2 separate regions of the Mus musculus genome follow, and region 2 is linked to region 1. Evidence: chromatin loops called from intact Hi-C (ENCODE). Cell type or tissue: left cerebral cortex. All regions are shown on one strand.

Region 1 (8,000 bases):
AACTTCATAGGCTATGTCTGAGTCTCTGCTCTATCCTTGACTTTGAAGTCTACCACAAATACATCCCAAAGAACTTTTATTTCCATGTCTCACGGGATAAAAGAGGTACCCACATTTATCCAGCAGCCGCCTATGGCCTATGGAGGAGTTCCCTCTTGGAACTTTCAGACCATTTTCTCCCGTATTAGCTCCTTCATCTTCTAATTCCTGGCACCCAGCCCAGTTTTGTTTCCACAGTTTGTAAAGCCAGAAATTGGAATGGTGACTATGCCAAGTTCAGACTTGGGGTCAAGTGAGATTCCAATTCTTGTGGTTTGAATCTTGAGTACAAAGAGAGCAAGGCAATCTCTCTTACCTAGCATGATTTCTCAAGTACCTCCAACTCTCAGCCCCTTCAAAAAGGATACACTGAAGCCAACTGCGTCACAGCACAATTCTTTCTTAATAGAACAGGTAGCAGTGTGACTAGGAGTGGGAGGCACACCATGGAGGTTATCACAGCCTACCATTGTCAACTCTATTACTTTCAATATATTCTTTTTTAATTCAACCCTGGGTTGGATTTTCTTTTACGTGGTAGAAAATATCTTCCTTCTATAGCTTCTACACCGTTGATAAAATAACTCATTCAAAATGCTTTACCCACAGAACTCTTATTTGAGGTTAAACTTCATGTCAGGGTTTCAGGAAAGAGAAAATCCTACAGGACTTGGAAAAGAATATCATCCCCAACTTTGCCTGAAGCTTCCCCTGGGCAGGTGCTCTTGGCTGGAGGTATTGCTTCTGTGGAGGTTCTGTAGCTGTCATGCATAGACAAGCACAGTTCTGATCCAGAAGCCATCCAGGAAAGGATAATGTTCAAATGGTTTCCCTTGCCTGTGTATAGCCCCAGTTGTTATTAGTAGGTAGATTTAGATTCAGGGACTAACTTTGAGATTTCTGACGACAAATATTTCTTTCTTTCAAAAGCATGCAAGGCAAAGTGTGAGTCACAAGCTTCTTGCCTCGGCCAGGCACGGTCGCAACAAATTTTGCTAATGGTTTAAAAATTAAAATAAGATCTCTACAAAGTACTTTTAACTATAATCTTCCCAGATACAATACTGTCCTCTTGCAGTATGAAAAAAAATTCTGAAGCATGGAGTAAGCACATGGCTATAACTTGGCTCCAATAAGCTTCTTTCTTGAAGAACTCTTGATAGATGGCTGTGGGATTCTTAGCCAGGTTTTTTTTCAATTAGCTGAATATCTGATTTCAAGTACTCAGTGTCTGTCGTCATAGTGTTATGGAAATGCTTGGAAACTCACCACCACATATTCTTACAGTAAGGATTTTCTCTCTCTCTCTCTCTCTCTCTCTCTCTCTCTCTCTCTCTCTCTGTGTGTGTGTGTGTGTCTCATTCTCTCTCTCTCATTCTCTCTCCCTCTTATTCTCCCATTCTCTCTCCCTCTCATTCTCTCTCTCTCTCTCTCTCTCTCTCTCTCTCTCTCTCTCTCTCTCTCCTCTCTCTCTCTTTATTGCTTTGTAAAACATTTACCCTGCATATGTAGAACCATGACAAGCATATTTCCTGGGTCATAAGCTACTCAGAGTTAAATTTAGAGATTATGCATGGAAGTTTTTGATAAACAGAATGGACCCCTAAATAGTTGAATATTGCAAGAGCAAAAATTGCCCAAACACTGAGTGAGCCTTTCTATTTAGAGAATTCGGAGATGAGTAGCTGACTAGTTAAAACAATTCTCATTACTCCTTGACCTGACTTATTTGTAATAAAGTAATAGATTGGATGATTTAGGGAAAGAGTCAGACAATTTTAAACTAAACTGGCAGGATAAATGCAGCCCTGGATTTCCTATTTTATCATAACAGCAGATTTCAGAATTACATCGCGTTTCACAATTACTAATTTTAGTATATTCTCTTTCTAATTTTTTAGACAGTGTCACACTCCATAATCTAGAAATACCTGTGTAACTTGGTCTGGCCTCAAATTCAACAGTTCTTCTGTTTTAGAGCTGGGTAGGAGAACAGGTGTAAGTCCTGTCTGGCCACAGACTTTACCTCAAAAGTTCAAAACCACTTTGACCTACGAAGCCCATGATAGTTTATATGCAGTTGTCTGTTGGAAGATTCTGGAGTCCTGGAGTCTGCTTTAGGTACCTTCCGCTGTAACTATAATATTTCTTGGAATAAAATACAGTGAAACCGTCATTTCTCCAGCAAGCCTTCAACTAAGTGGAAGATCTTTTCTAATTATGATATTCTTTTATTTCTCGTTTCTGTTGTGTTTTTCCTGTCATTAAAAAAAAAAAAAAGAAAATGTGTTGGGGGTTCGATTTTCCATAAGAGAAAAACTGGTCAGATAATCCCAACTGTTTTAAGTTAATTATTTCTACTTTCCTTTCAGAAAAGACCTTTAGGGTTCTGCCAAACTCCTTATTTATTCGCTAATTTGCTTTACAATAGGCTGGCCCATGCTGACCTATTTTTAAAAGAGTTGGTTATCTGCACTTTGAATAAACTGGCTGGAGTTGTTTTGGAAAGTTCTTTAGCCTTCGTTTTCTTCTGCCAGCGAACACAGCCCTGTTAAGTAGCTAAGTACAATGGCATCTTCATGTAAAATCGTCCCTTTCAAATCATAAGTATTTCAGATGATACTGGTTAGGAGCTGGAGACGATGGTAGCAGTAAGAACCTAGGAGGCTCTTCACCCCACCCACAGAGAACAACCTGAATGTTTAGCCAGATCATCCGTGTCGCCCAGACTGTCATTAAGCAGCTAGCTATAGATCTAGTTCATCTTTAGTTTTAATGTTATAAAAGTAAGGAAACGTCGTGCGTGTTTTGTTTGTTTGTTTATGTACAAATAGGAAATGAATCTAGAATGGAATTTAGGACAATCGGGGAATTTAAAAATCGAAGCCGGCTTCTTTGATTCCTCACCATCCGCCCCCACAAACCACCTTCCCTCTCATCCGTAACTTTCAGGAGGTCACACTCGCTCGCCAGTCTCATTGCCTGGAATCACAATAAATCGAGCACTTTCCCCAGACTTACTTAGCTAACATTAGGTTCTCTGCTGCAGATAACAGCAGGCGACCAATAACTAGCACAGAAATGAGGGACACAAAATGCTTTCAGATTTGCATGGGAAATCTGAAGCTCTGCTTTCCTAACTTTCCTCGCCATTTCTTCTCGGCTTCCCTTCCCCCGCACCACATACCCAGAGGCCACTCAAACTGCCAACCGTGCTGAGTTGAACTTACTGCAGCGTGATGCAGGCGAAGGCTAGGCGCATCTCTGAAGCGAGAGCGACAGCTTTTCCGGAGATGAACTGGGACCAGCCAGCTCTCAGGATCCTTTCCAATTCACACGCTCTCAGCTCAGTCAGAAGGCTCCCACACAGCCCGGCTTCCCCCAAGAGCAAAGCTTCAAGAACTCTGCTCAGAGCATCCTCCTCCCTGCTGCCACCCCCTTCCAGAACACACGGCCCGTTGGAACTAGTGACTGAAAGATGGAAGTCTTCTTCCAGGCGATGGCAGGGGCTGCCTGCAACCCACCACTCCCAGATCATTTGCAACTCAAAAACAGCGGAGGCTGAGAGCTGTAGGCTTCCGGAGCCTGAAAGTCAATTTTGGCTTCTTCTCTTCCCCACATCTCACTCCTCCCACTTCACCCTCCCCTGCCGAGGCCACCTCCAGTCCTCTGGTAGTCCGCACAGGCTAGGTATCGCTTAGGCTTCTTTCCTTATGCAAACCAATAAGCATTGGGAATGAAACTGAATTTGTCAGAGAGGAAATACCTGTTGTCCGTGCCTATTGCTCTTCTCTCATCTGTCATGGTCCAGGATTTGTGTGACAACGCGTTGATTCGGGAAGTGTGTGCAATTGTGTGTGTGTGTGTGTGTGTGTGTGTGTGTGTGTGTGTGTGTGTGTGTGTGGTGATGAGGCGGCGGCGGTCTGCTTGGCTGCAAGCTATAGCCCTGCTGCCTGGCTGCTGAGGCTGCTGTTGCTACTATAGCCCTTGGAACACAGGGGGAAATAAGACAGAGAGACAGGGCTTCCCAGCTGTTTAACTGCTGGCTGAGTTATGATCAGGCGGTTGGGGAGACAGTGCAGCCATCAGTAGCTGTTATTGAGACTTTGAGCTGTATTGTCTTCAGTTCCTATCACTTAGTGTACATTTGTCCCTCCACCAGAAATCTGATGCCGGACTACCCTCTCTTTATTACTAAATTATATTCTAACTGGCTACTCAGTCGCAGCCCACTCACCTCATCCATTTAATGCTCTCTCTTGCTTCATCCCTGCTTGGTTACTTAGAGCAGGTGACTGGATGGTGGATCTGATAAACTACAAAGGCAATGAACTGATGATGAAGAAGAAAACTGGTGTGTAGTTATAACTAATCAGGACACAGATAAAGATGGTTTTTGAGTCATGTGATAAAAGTAATGTATTGGATAATAAAAATATAACATCAATTTACATGATCCAATGTATGCAAAACCTGCTGGCAATTAAGGTGCAAGTTCACTTTCCTATAGTGAAGGTTACACTGATATGTGTGTTTTAATGGCTCTCAGTCTTTCTACAAAATATCATAGAGGTATGATTTCAACATATCAGCACCACGTTAGAACATCATCTGATCTAGCGATAGTTTATGTCCATGTTATAGTTCTGTAATAGAATGTAATGAGTAGCATAAGACACACTCACACACACACACACACACACACACACACACACACACACCAGTTCTCTTTCTCCCCCCTCACACACACACACACCTGTTCTCTCTTTTCCCTCCCTCCCTGCCTTTCTCTCTCTTTCTCTCTCTCACACACACACACACCTGTTCTCTCTCTCTCTCTCTCTCTCTCTCTCTCTCTCTCTCTCTCTCTCTCACACACACACACACACACACACACACACTGAACAGCTCTTCCACATTATTGTTAGTTTTCAGATTCTGAGCTAAAAATGACCTTAATTCTCTTCAATTTTATTTGTAATACATACAGTAACTATGCCTTTCTCTGAGCGTTTCTTATGTCTACCATATTTATAACCAATTACAGGGCTTATACAGTCATGGTTAAACAAGTTAGGAACACAAGAAAGTCAAACCCTAAAAACAACAAATTCAAAAGGAAGAAAAGAGAACCATTTCTTTATTTGTTTATATAAGGTGATCATAGCATTTAGGTAAACAAGGACTAATTAATGAACAAAGCATTTATCAATTATTTAATAGATATCAGTTTACCAAAAAATTTACTATAATCATAGTGACAAATAAACGATCAATATTTTAGTTTAAAATATATACTAAGATACAACTAAGAATATTTTTTCAGAATTTAGCTCCATTCCACTTCCTCATGCCCCTTTACTCTTTTTTTCCCATTTTTTTTTTAGATTTTTTTTCATTTACATTTCAAATGCTATCCCAAAAGTCCCCTATACCTTCACCCCGACCTGCTCCCCTACCCACTCACACCCACTTCTTGGCCCTGGCATTCTGCAGTACTGGGGCATAAAAGTTTGCAAGACCAAGGGGCCTCTCTTCTCAATGATGGCTGACTAGGCCATCTTCTGATACATATGCAGCTAGAGACACGAGCTCTGGGGTTTCAGATTAGTTCATATTGTTGTTCCACCTATAGAGTTGCAGACCCCTTCAGCTCCTTGAGTACTTTCTCCAACTTCTCCATTGGGGGCCCTGTGTTCCATCCAATAGATGACTGTGAGCATCCACTTCTGTATTTGCCAGGCACTGGCATAGCCTCACAAGAGACAGCTATATCAGGGTCCTTTCAGCAAAATCTTGCTGACATATGCAATAGTGTCTGCTTTGGTGGCTGATTATGGAATGGATCCCTGGGTGGGTTAGTCTCTGGATTGTCAATCCTTTCATCTTAGCTCCAAATTTTGACTCTAACTCCTTCCATAAGTATTTTGTTCCCTCTTCTAAGGAGGAATGAAGTATCCACACGTTGATCTTCCTTCTTCTTGATTTTCTTGTGTTTTGCAAATTGTATCTTGGGTATTCTAAGTTTCTGGGCTAATATCCACTTATCAGTGAGTACATATCTAATGACTTCTTTTGTGATTGGTTTACATCACTCAGGATGATATCCACCAGATATATCCATTTGCCAAAGAATTTCATAAATTCATTGTTTTTAATAGCTGAGTAGTACTCCATTGTGTAAATGTACCACATTTTCTGTATCCATTCCTCTGTTGAGAGACATCTGGGTTCTTTCCAGCTTCTGGCTATTTTAAATAAGGCTGCTATGAACATAGTGGAGCATGTGTCCTTATTACCAGTTGGAACAGCTTCTGGGTATATGCCCAGGAGAGGTACTGCTGGATCTTCCGGTAGTACTATGTCCAATTTTCTGAGGAACAGCCAGACTAATTTCCAGAGTGGCTGTACAAGCTTGCAATCCCACCAGCAATGGAGGCATGTTCCTCTTTCTCCACATTCTTGCCAGCATCTGCTGTCACCTAAATTTTTGACCTTAGCCATTCTGACTGGTGTGAGGTGAAATCTCAGGGTTGTTTGGATTTGCATTTCCCTGATGATTAAGGATGTTGAACATTTTTTTCAAGTGCTTCTCAGCCCTTCAGTATTCCTACATTGAGAATTCTTTGTTTAGCTCTCTACTCCATTTATTAATGGGGTTATTTGAATTTCTGGGATTCAGCTTCTTGAGCTCTTTGTATATATTGGATATTAGTCCCCTATCAGATTTAGGATTGGTAAAAATCCTTTCCCAATCTGTTGGTGGCCTTTTTGTCTTATTGACAGTATCTTTTGCCTTACAGAAGCTTTGCAATTTTATGAGGCCCCATTTGTTGACTCTTGATCTTACAGCACAAGCCATTATTTTTCTGTTCAGAAATTATTCCCCTATGTCCATATCTTCGAGGCTTTTCCCCACTGTCTTCCATTTCTCCTCTATAAATTTCAGTGTCTCTGGTTTTTTGTGGAGGTCTTTGATCCACTTAGACTTGAACTTTGTACAAGGAGATAAGACTGGATCAACTCGCATTCTTCTACATGATAACTGCCAGTTGTGCCAGCACCATTTGTTGAAAATGCTGTCTTTTTTTCCACTGGATACAACCAGGAATTTTAAGTACCAAAATATTTAATAAATCGTGTTACCGTATATTTTTGTCTTTCAATACTTTCTATCTCATTTTTCTTTTTTTTCTTTTTCTTTTTCTTTTTTTTATTTTGGCTAAGTAGCACATAGAAATGCAAATCACTAAAATTACAATGAGTAAATTCTGAAGTTTCATACTTTCAGGTAGTAGGTACAATGTTAGGAAGTAATTTCTACTTCAGAGAACCATGTTCTGATAAGAAAATATGTTTATATCCACTGAGCTTTGCTTTCATACTCACTCCATGAAATAACCTCAGCATCTGGAAGGTTCCCAGGTGGCCTTCCACCTCATGGTCTTATTGCACAAACCTCCAGGGGTCTGCCATTGTTTAGTGCTGTCAGAACTATTTAGCAAAGGGGATGTTTGTCTTCCATTTTACTCTTGCTTTGAAATCCAAAATGTAGGGAAAGCAATGGAGTGTGGGACGATGAAAGGCAGTCTGTTTTCTGGTTTAGCTAGGTTTAAACTCCGGAGACACAGGAGATTAATCTACAAGGGACAGAAGGCCTATTTGCCATGCTCCTAGATATTGCCTCCCGACACGAGGTCCCAGGTCCATAATTCTGTGGCCATCAGTCACATAAGCTGTCCAGACTCCACCCCCACAGTTACCTGGCAACAACTAGGTAGCCCAGCCCACTACTAAAGGGCCTGCTTGGCCCCTTCTCTCTCTTGTCTCTTGGTATTTCTCTTAAGCTCTTGTTCTCTTAATCCCACCTCTCACTCTCCTTCCCCTAATCCCTTCTTCTCTCTCTCAATGTGGTCATGGCTGGCTTCTACTTCTCTATCTTTTCTCTTTCTTTCTGTTTT
Region 2 (8,000 bases), 240 kb before region 1:
ATAATAAAAGTTTCTTTCTACTGGGGGACCTCAGCTCCTAGACAGGCAGTACATACAGTATTTGCACGACCTTTTTTTCTTTCTTTTTTTTTTTTTCCTTTTTTTTTTGTTTTGGGTTGGATCTCCAGGCAGGCCTCACTAGGCACCTCATCTTTAGACTAATCAAGTAAGGATTTTCAGAACACAGACTCTCTTAGTGAGTTAAGAAAAGCAGAAGTCCAAGGCCTGTGGTCTCCCTTATTCACAGCCCTCAAGGAGATCAGGGAAGAAGCCACAGGTGTCTTTTTAAGGTAAACACAGGAGAATGACACAGCTGTAAAAACAGAAGAGGGGAAGTGAGGGTGAATGTTGACTTTGTATAATTTCCTGGAGGGTCTTATGTCTGAGTTCTGGATGTTTGCAGAGAGGTTGGCAACTGAGAGAGTCTGGATCACTGTCATTATTCTTACACTTAATGGTTACAGAATTCTACCAACTAAGACACGATTGCGTGTATCACTGTACATTTTCAAATAGTATCAAGTTAACTATGGCTTTGTATTCTTTTGCAATAGAAAATCAAACATTAAAGATATAAAACTTGAAAACGTGAATCTATGAAATTATGGTTCGCTAAAATTTCAACACATACAACCATGTGGTTAATCTCTCAAATATTCAATAAATGAGAAGAAAATGGTGTAAGTAAAAGAAAAAAAAAACCCTCCAAGTAGACAGTAACCATGTCAAGATTTGATGCTATAGTAGAAATACTAAAAAAAAAAAAAAAAAATACTTCTATAAGTGAAAAGATATCACAGACTACCAAGAAAAACGTCCATAACCAAGAACAAGGTGAAACAAATACACCCAACTCTGTTTCAGAAGTAGGGTCACAGTAACTCTGTCTGTACTGGAGAAAGTGCTTGTAAAACCAACTCAAACGACTCAAATGTGTAGGACTTGTGCGACCACTGGCAGCTGAATTCAAGGAGGCCCAGTATGAAAAAAAAAATTTCAAACTAGAAATAGGAGCAGGTGCATAATTCCTCCTGGGTACAAATATTGAAAGGCTGAGAAAAAGTCGATAAAATGGGAATAACAAGATGCAAAAATACATGCTAGATATGGAACGAGAGAGGGGGGGTGTCAAAAGAAGAAAATAATTGTAAATTGAAACAAAAAGTTAACTCTGCCTTCAAAGTGCAACATTAAAATAATGTCTCCAGAGAATGTAACACATTTCATAAGGGATAGAGAAGAGATTATCAATTAAATTGCAAAAGATCACAAGTGCTCAAGTAAAATATACAGGCAAGAATTGGAAAACTCACTTGATACAGAAAGAGAGAAATCAACCAATAAGGGTGGGGCAGGCTTTAGGTCCATGGGAAAAAAAATTTAGTCTACTTGATAAGCCATTGAAGACTTTCTCTTTTAAAACCATCTTTCCAAACAATATTGGTGAAAGTACATTTGAACCTCAAATATTAGTAAGATTCATTTTGTTAACATTTAAAAGTAGAGACAGGCCTTGAGGTAAAGAAGGTCATTAAATATCAGGTTTTAATTTTGAAACCAATATAGATTTATAGATGTTTCAGTGCCAAAATAAAATAAGACCAAATTGAGATTGTTCTATCAATGTGATGTTTCAAAGGTGAGGACCTGTGATGCAAATTTGAGCTAGCTTAGCTCACTTTTTATCTATTTTTACAAGCATGCCATTTTACCTTACATAGAGACAGTTATGTGCCCACACTTGAATCTAACTAAAAGGTCAGAATAGAGGCACATTATGTAAGATGAGACAATCTCTATTTTTCTAAAACTTTTTCACTTTCAAAAATTTTGAAAAAGGCTATCTATGTTTGTTGCTGAATATATCACAATGCAAATTATATAGCCTTTGAATTTGTCTAGAAATTATTAGACAGAACAAAGTATATATTTTAGTGATTTTTTTAATTTGGGAGTTCTTCAATCTTTAAATTTCAGTTTTCTGCCTTTTAACAATTAATATTAAAGTTTAAAGGTAGGAGTTAAAAATTCAGTACCTAGAATTTTTTTAACCGAATCTTATCTAATGGAAACTATTCCCATTCTCTTCAAATCTCCCATAAGAAAAGCAGCAGTGGAAAGCAGAAGTAGCAGCTTATACTTCTAATACGTCGTCAAGTGGACAACGATCATGCAATAGCTAAGAAGTCATGGACCTCTGAGAAGTAAGGAGGATGGTGGCTTCAATTACCTTTATTCACAATCGGTAAGAAATCTGACCAGATGAATGGCTCTTAGGGCCTACTGGTAATGCATTTCAGAAGCACCCTTGTACAGCTGTCTCGTATGAGGCTATGCCAGTGACTGGCAAATACAGAAGTGGATGCTCACAGTCATCTATAGGATAGAACACAGGGCCCCCAATGGAGAAGCTAGAGAAAGCACCCTAGGAGCTAAAGGGATCTGCAACCCTATAGGTGGAACAACAATATGAACTAACCAGTACCCCTGGAGCTCGTGTCTCTAGCTGCATATGTAGCAGAAGATGGCCTAGTCGGCCATCATTGGGAAGAGAGGCCCCTTGGTATTGCAAACTTTATATGGCCCAGTATGGGAGAACTCCAAGAAGTGGGAGTGGCTGTGTAGGGGAGCAGGGCGGGGGAGGGTATAGGGAACTTTACAGATAACATTTGAAATGTAAATAAAGAAAATATCTAATAAAAAAAAGAAGAAAGATTGCATACAGTGACAACATGGTGGTTCTAAATGACAAGTATCCACTTCTCAATTGCTTTCCTGTTGATTTCTCATTAATGCAAGACGTAAGGGTCAACATAAGATGTCCTACTAGGAAATAGAAAGAGTATTTATAATTTAAGATAGATATCAACTCTCAGTGGGCCAGGTCAGAAACTGGGAAAGAAAGGCAGAGTGAATGTGCAGGACAGACTGCAGCACAGGAGGCTCGTGCCTGTGTGTCTGGTGGTGGGACCCACGCAGCCAGCTAAAAGGTAGCTTCCAGGAAAGAGAAAGGAATCCTCTTCCAACCCCAGCACAGATGTGCACTTTCTAGGTGAATAATGCAGGTGTTCACAAAGAAATAAAACCTGGTTTAAGGAAAGGCCAGTGAAGAAATGGTTTGTTTCTTTATAATCGTGGCGACTTTGAGCCAAGTCTTACACACACACACACACACACACACACACACACACACACACACACACAAGACAAAAAAATGAAAAATAAAAATAAAAGAAGACTGAAAGGGAAATTGGACAAGGATAGGAAAGTGACAGTTGTCAGAATCGTCATTTTGGTAGACTATGTTTTCTTTTCGTGGATTTTGCAAACAAGGTAGTCTCTCTGTCTAACTATCAACAGAAAAGACTCAGAAATACCAATGCTGGGGAAAGCAGTCCATTCAGGTAAATTGGTGGTGGTGGTACGAAGTCACTGTAGAGAAGAAATTGTGTGCTCCATCCCTCCTCGTAATGAGGCTCTGGGGCAAAAAGCAGTAGTAACTCATGCCCATTCATTTTAATCAGCCAATTATCAGGTAGCACATCGCGGGGCACTGAGTAACCCATGTGTCCAGGTCTGGCAATTACTTCTGGTGGGTGACTATGTGGGAATGTCTGACCGAAACCAAAGTGTGTATATTTCGTTTAACTACCTCAAAGGAAGGTCCAAATTCAATTCTCTCTTTCACTAGGAACTATTTTATGTTCCTTATCGCCTCCACATCTGGTCCTTCTAAATCACCATTTCTTCTTTTTAATTCTCCTATATATCTTATGTTTAATACGGCATAACCCTCTTGAAAGTACCAGTGTAGTTCATCAGACACTATTAATGTACAACTTACCAAGAATAACCGTAGAAAATAAAAATGCAAAAGAATGTTGGAAATTTTTAAATGTACAAATGAGAACAGGTTAAAAACTACAAATTCTTGAGAAATTGGCTGATGGGTAAATTTTAGTAATTGATATAGAAAAATATCAAGCATTTCAAAAGAAAAAGTAAAGACACAAAATTCCTGAATCATTTTCTGTTCAGTCAGAGTGATGGCCACAAAATCAGGGGGTCATCGTCCTCACAAACAGAGCAATGGCAACACCTGAGCAAACTTTCCCTTTGGCTGTCACTTCAAGAGAAATCCACTGTTTACTTTGGAAGGAGAGAGATCTCTACACGTTCTTAGGAATACAAAATAAATCTTGAAATGCAAATACTCAATGTTTATGAATAATAAATATATATTTAAAGAATAATATTCATATGGTTTATTCATATCCTAAGCCGGTGTAACTCCTAAATAATCATGGTAAATTCTTCCCTTGTGAGAAGTTTTATCAAAGAGTTACAATTAAATTTAACTAAAACATTTTGTAATTACAATTCTAATACATTAGAGTAATTTTAATTTTATTAAGCAATATAGAAGTATGGTTTTATTATCTTTAATTTCATTTTGGTAGTAAAATTTTTAATTCATTTAAATCTTTACTGTAATCTGATTAATTTAGTTGCTGAATATATATCACCTGCTGTGATTATTATGAGGTTTACAGTTACAGTCATTTGAAGGCTATGCTCTTTCATTGCAATGTGCACATGTTACCACCAGGGAGAGCTCAGTCACTACAATTTATTAAAGAGCATTAAAAAGGTGCTCAGAAATTTCCTACCTGTAGTATTGCAAAAGAAAACAAAGATATTGCTTGATTAGTAATAGTATGCAGAAGCAAGCCTTATATATCAGGGTTTGATGAATTGCACTATGTCAAAGACAGTGTTAACATGATGGTGAAGGGAAGTTGCCAGGGAGCAGAGTGTAAATTGTGTGTGTGTTGGGGGAATTAGGATGCATGGGTCTGTGTAGGTGTGTGTATGTATGCACACAAGAGGGGGCAGGGGTTATTTTCACTTTCTGCTTGGAAGAAACTCTTCCTCAGAAAAGGGAATAAATGCTCCGTCAAACATTTCAAAGTTTCAAATTACTTCTTATTAACTCAAAAGAGCTGAGGATAAAACATTTAGGAGACATTTGATAGACAGATTAACATAGATTTCACATTACACTAATCAAACTTCAACATTTCTTAATAAAGCATATGTATACAATTGGGATACAATTTTATTTACATTAAATAATAACATTTTTATTGTTTAACTCTGACAAATGTCTTTATGGTTTTTGAGTTTTGCTTTTGCTGTTTTTTGTTTGTTTGTTTGTTTGTTTTAAGCAAGTTAATTTAAATGAACAAACAATTTAGGCAGGTATGATTACATCAATACACAATCTCTCCTCCAAACTCCAGCTTGGTGAATAAACAGAATTACCAAAACGTACACTCGAGCTTATCCTCGGGTCTTCCTCTTTCGAGAAGAGACAGGTAGCAGACGATATCCTTGAGGTGGATCACTTCTGGGGAGCATGTATTTGCTGGAGAGGAACGTGGAGGGGTGATGGCACCCTTATTCATCCTGAGACCTGGAAAAAAAAACATTTATACTCAAATATTTAAAATATTCTAAAATATTCACTGTGCTCTCAAGTATGAAATGACCAAAAGAAATTGCACTAGATATTGTGAACACGTGTGTGTGTGTGTGTGTGTGTGTGTGTGCATGTATATGTCTGTGTGTGGTGTGTCTTTATTAAGTATAAGACAATCAAATGCACTAGAACACCAATATAGTAACTTTCCATGTATGCTGTGAATGCTACAAACAGGAATGTTTCCAGAGTCCATTGGCAGGGGCTAAGCAGTCTACCAATGAAGGATGTGAGAGTGAGCTTAGCATCCTCGGTGTGTAAGAAAATGTAAAGAAATATCACACAAGGAACCCATTGCTAATCTTCCTTTCTTTGTATTAGTCAGTGACAAAAGCTTTATATATATATATATATATATATATATATATATATATATATATATATATATATATCCAGAATTGCCCTTTCATGAAAACTGAAGAAGCAATGTGAGTCTGTCTTATTATGATTAATATATCAGGTTTAAATAATCACTCACAAAATACATATTTTGTCAAGTATTTGCCAACACCATAAATAAGAATTCCTTCTGTCAACATACTATCCGACAGTATGAATAAACAGAATACAAAGAGAAATTGGAATCAGCATGATAGGTATTTTGGCAAAAGGCAGAGCATATATGGCTGTGTGATTTCAATATGGTCTTCACTTGATGTATAGAATTGAAGGCCGGTGCAGTTAATTATAAGCCAGTTAGATCTAAACATTGAGTCTTGATATTTTTTAAAGTCTTCATGTTACTTTCCAAATGTTAAAAAATTCTACATTCTTTCTATCTATGTATCTATGTATCTAAGTATCTATCTATCTATCTATCTATCTATCTATGTTTCTATGTATCTATGTATCTACCTATCTATCATTTATTTATTTATTTATCTATTTATTTATTTATTTATAGTGTGTATGCCTGTGTGTGTATACACATGTGCATGCTATGGTACATACATAGACATCACAGCATCATTTTGGTTATTGCTTTCAATTTTCCATCCTGTAGGTCCAGGGTTGGAATTCAGATCAAAGTACCTTTAGTTGCTGGGCTATCTCAGTACCCTTTGATTTTAGGAATCTTATGAATTGCCCTGTTCTAAGTCCATTGTATGGAAATTAAATATTTGCTCACAATAATCACAGTGGTCACAGTGTGCTGATGGTAATGTAACAGGGCTTCTTCACACAGAAGATTCATCACACAAAGTAGCCTTTGAAATGAAATCATGAGCACTTGAAAAGTTCTGATGCAAACATCAACTGTAACAAAAGTGTACTTTGACAAGAAGGATTTGACCAGGATGGACTGGTCAAATGGACTGGTCAGTGGACTGAGTGTCTCATGGATTCTTAGTCTGACAACAGCTGAGGGAGACTAATTCGAACAAATGCAGCTTGACTAGCTATCCTTCCTTGGCATGGATCTCCCTGAGAGATCTGTTTGCAACTCTGACTTTTGTTTTATGCACTTCTCATCTCATCTGGCCATCTCGATATTCTCAAATATCAACTGCAAGGCTTTGCAGAATGTCTTCAAAGCTTATGTTTTTTTGATGTGACCTCTAATAATAGGTCTCATTTAGAGCGTTTCTAATACCAGGCTAGAAGCACTAAAAGGGCCTTTCACACATCATTTCACTTAATGTTCATGTTAACCTTGTGAGGTCGACTATATCATCCTCATTTGACAGAAGAGAAATAGCTCATGAATAAGGTTGTCTCCGAGTTTCACTGCCAGCCATACAAGGATCGTCTTTCCCATTCAACCCTGCAAACCTAGGTAGTATTTTCCTTTATAGACACTATTGGACGTAAGGGAAATAATTTACATCTTAACCTAGACACACACACACACACACACACACACACACACACACACACACAATTTGTGACTTTTCTAGCAATATAAACATTTTATATGAAAAATTACATTAGTTCTATTACTTCTAATTTTGTCAGGGTAATGTCCACTTGAATCTACTGCAAAAAACAAAACAACAACAACAACAACAAAATGCACTTGTGGGATCTTCTTTACCTCCTTCCAGTGAGATCTACATTTCTAAATTAATTTTCTTCATAATGCAAGGAACACTACATACACAATACAAACCAATAGTTCTTTTTTGTTTTTTACTTCAAGGGAAGGAGAAATCCGAGATAATGCTGAGGTTTAAATAGTTTCCAAATAATTATACCAACTAAAGCTTACCCAGCTGCAGAAATCACGGCTTCTAACTTATGATAGAAGGCACTGTGGTCATGACCCTGGAAGTGGCCATAGTTCCAGATTTGGAGCACAAAACAGTAAATTACAGTCATAAACTATGCCATGAGTCATGCAGCTTTGGACCTAACCTTTCTCCCAAATGCCCAGTCCAGGGTCCTGAAATGACGTAATCCACTCCCCTCTTTAACACAAAGTCCTCAAATAGAACAAAGGAGAAAGGGAATAATACTG

The links. A loop is a pair of places that touch in the nucleus more often than their neighbours do. Peaks named below come from ENCODE experiments on the same cell type or tissue, not always from the same donor. Only the 100,000 strongest peaks of a DNase experiment are listed, where the experiment ranks them.
Region 2: it touches region 1 in a loop (3-fold over the local background); 5 of 42 quality-filtered maps call a loop at or near these places.

What each region holds. Positions count from the first base shown.
Region 1 is chr12:37,876,224-37,884,223 of GRCm38, reverse strand. It overlaps Dgkb (diacylglycerol kinase, beta), which reads right to left and starts at 3,707. Exons shown (of 26, transcript NM_001361686.1): 1 at 3,270-3,707. In left cerebral cortex, no CTCF peak of the experiment used is centred here; DNase peaks (open chromatin) are centred at 2,092, 2,660 and 3,469; H3K4me3 peaks cover 2,336 bases; H3K27ac peaks cover 2,592 bases.
Region 2 is chr12:38,112,009-38,120,008 of GRCm38, reverse strand. Dgkb (diacylglycerol kinase, beta) reads right to left here. Exons shown (of 26, transcript NM_001361686.1): 6 at 5,336-5,476. Among named protein-coding and RNA genes, the nearest start is that of Dgkb, 240 kb to the right of the region's middle. In left cerebral cortex, a CTCF peak has its summit at 4,597; a DNase peak (open chromatin) is centred at 4,623.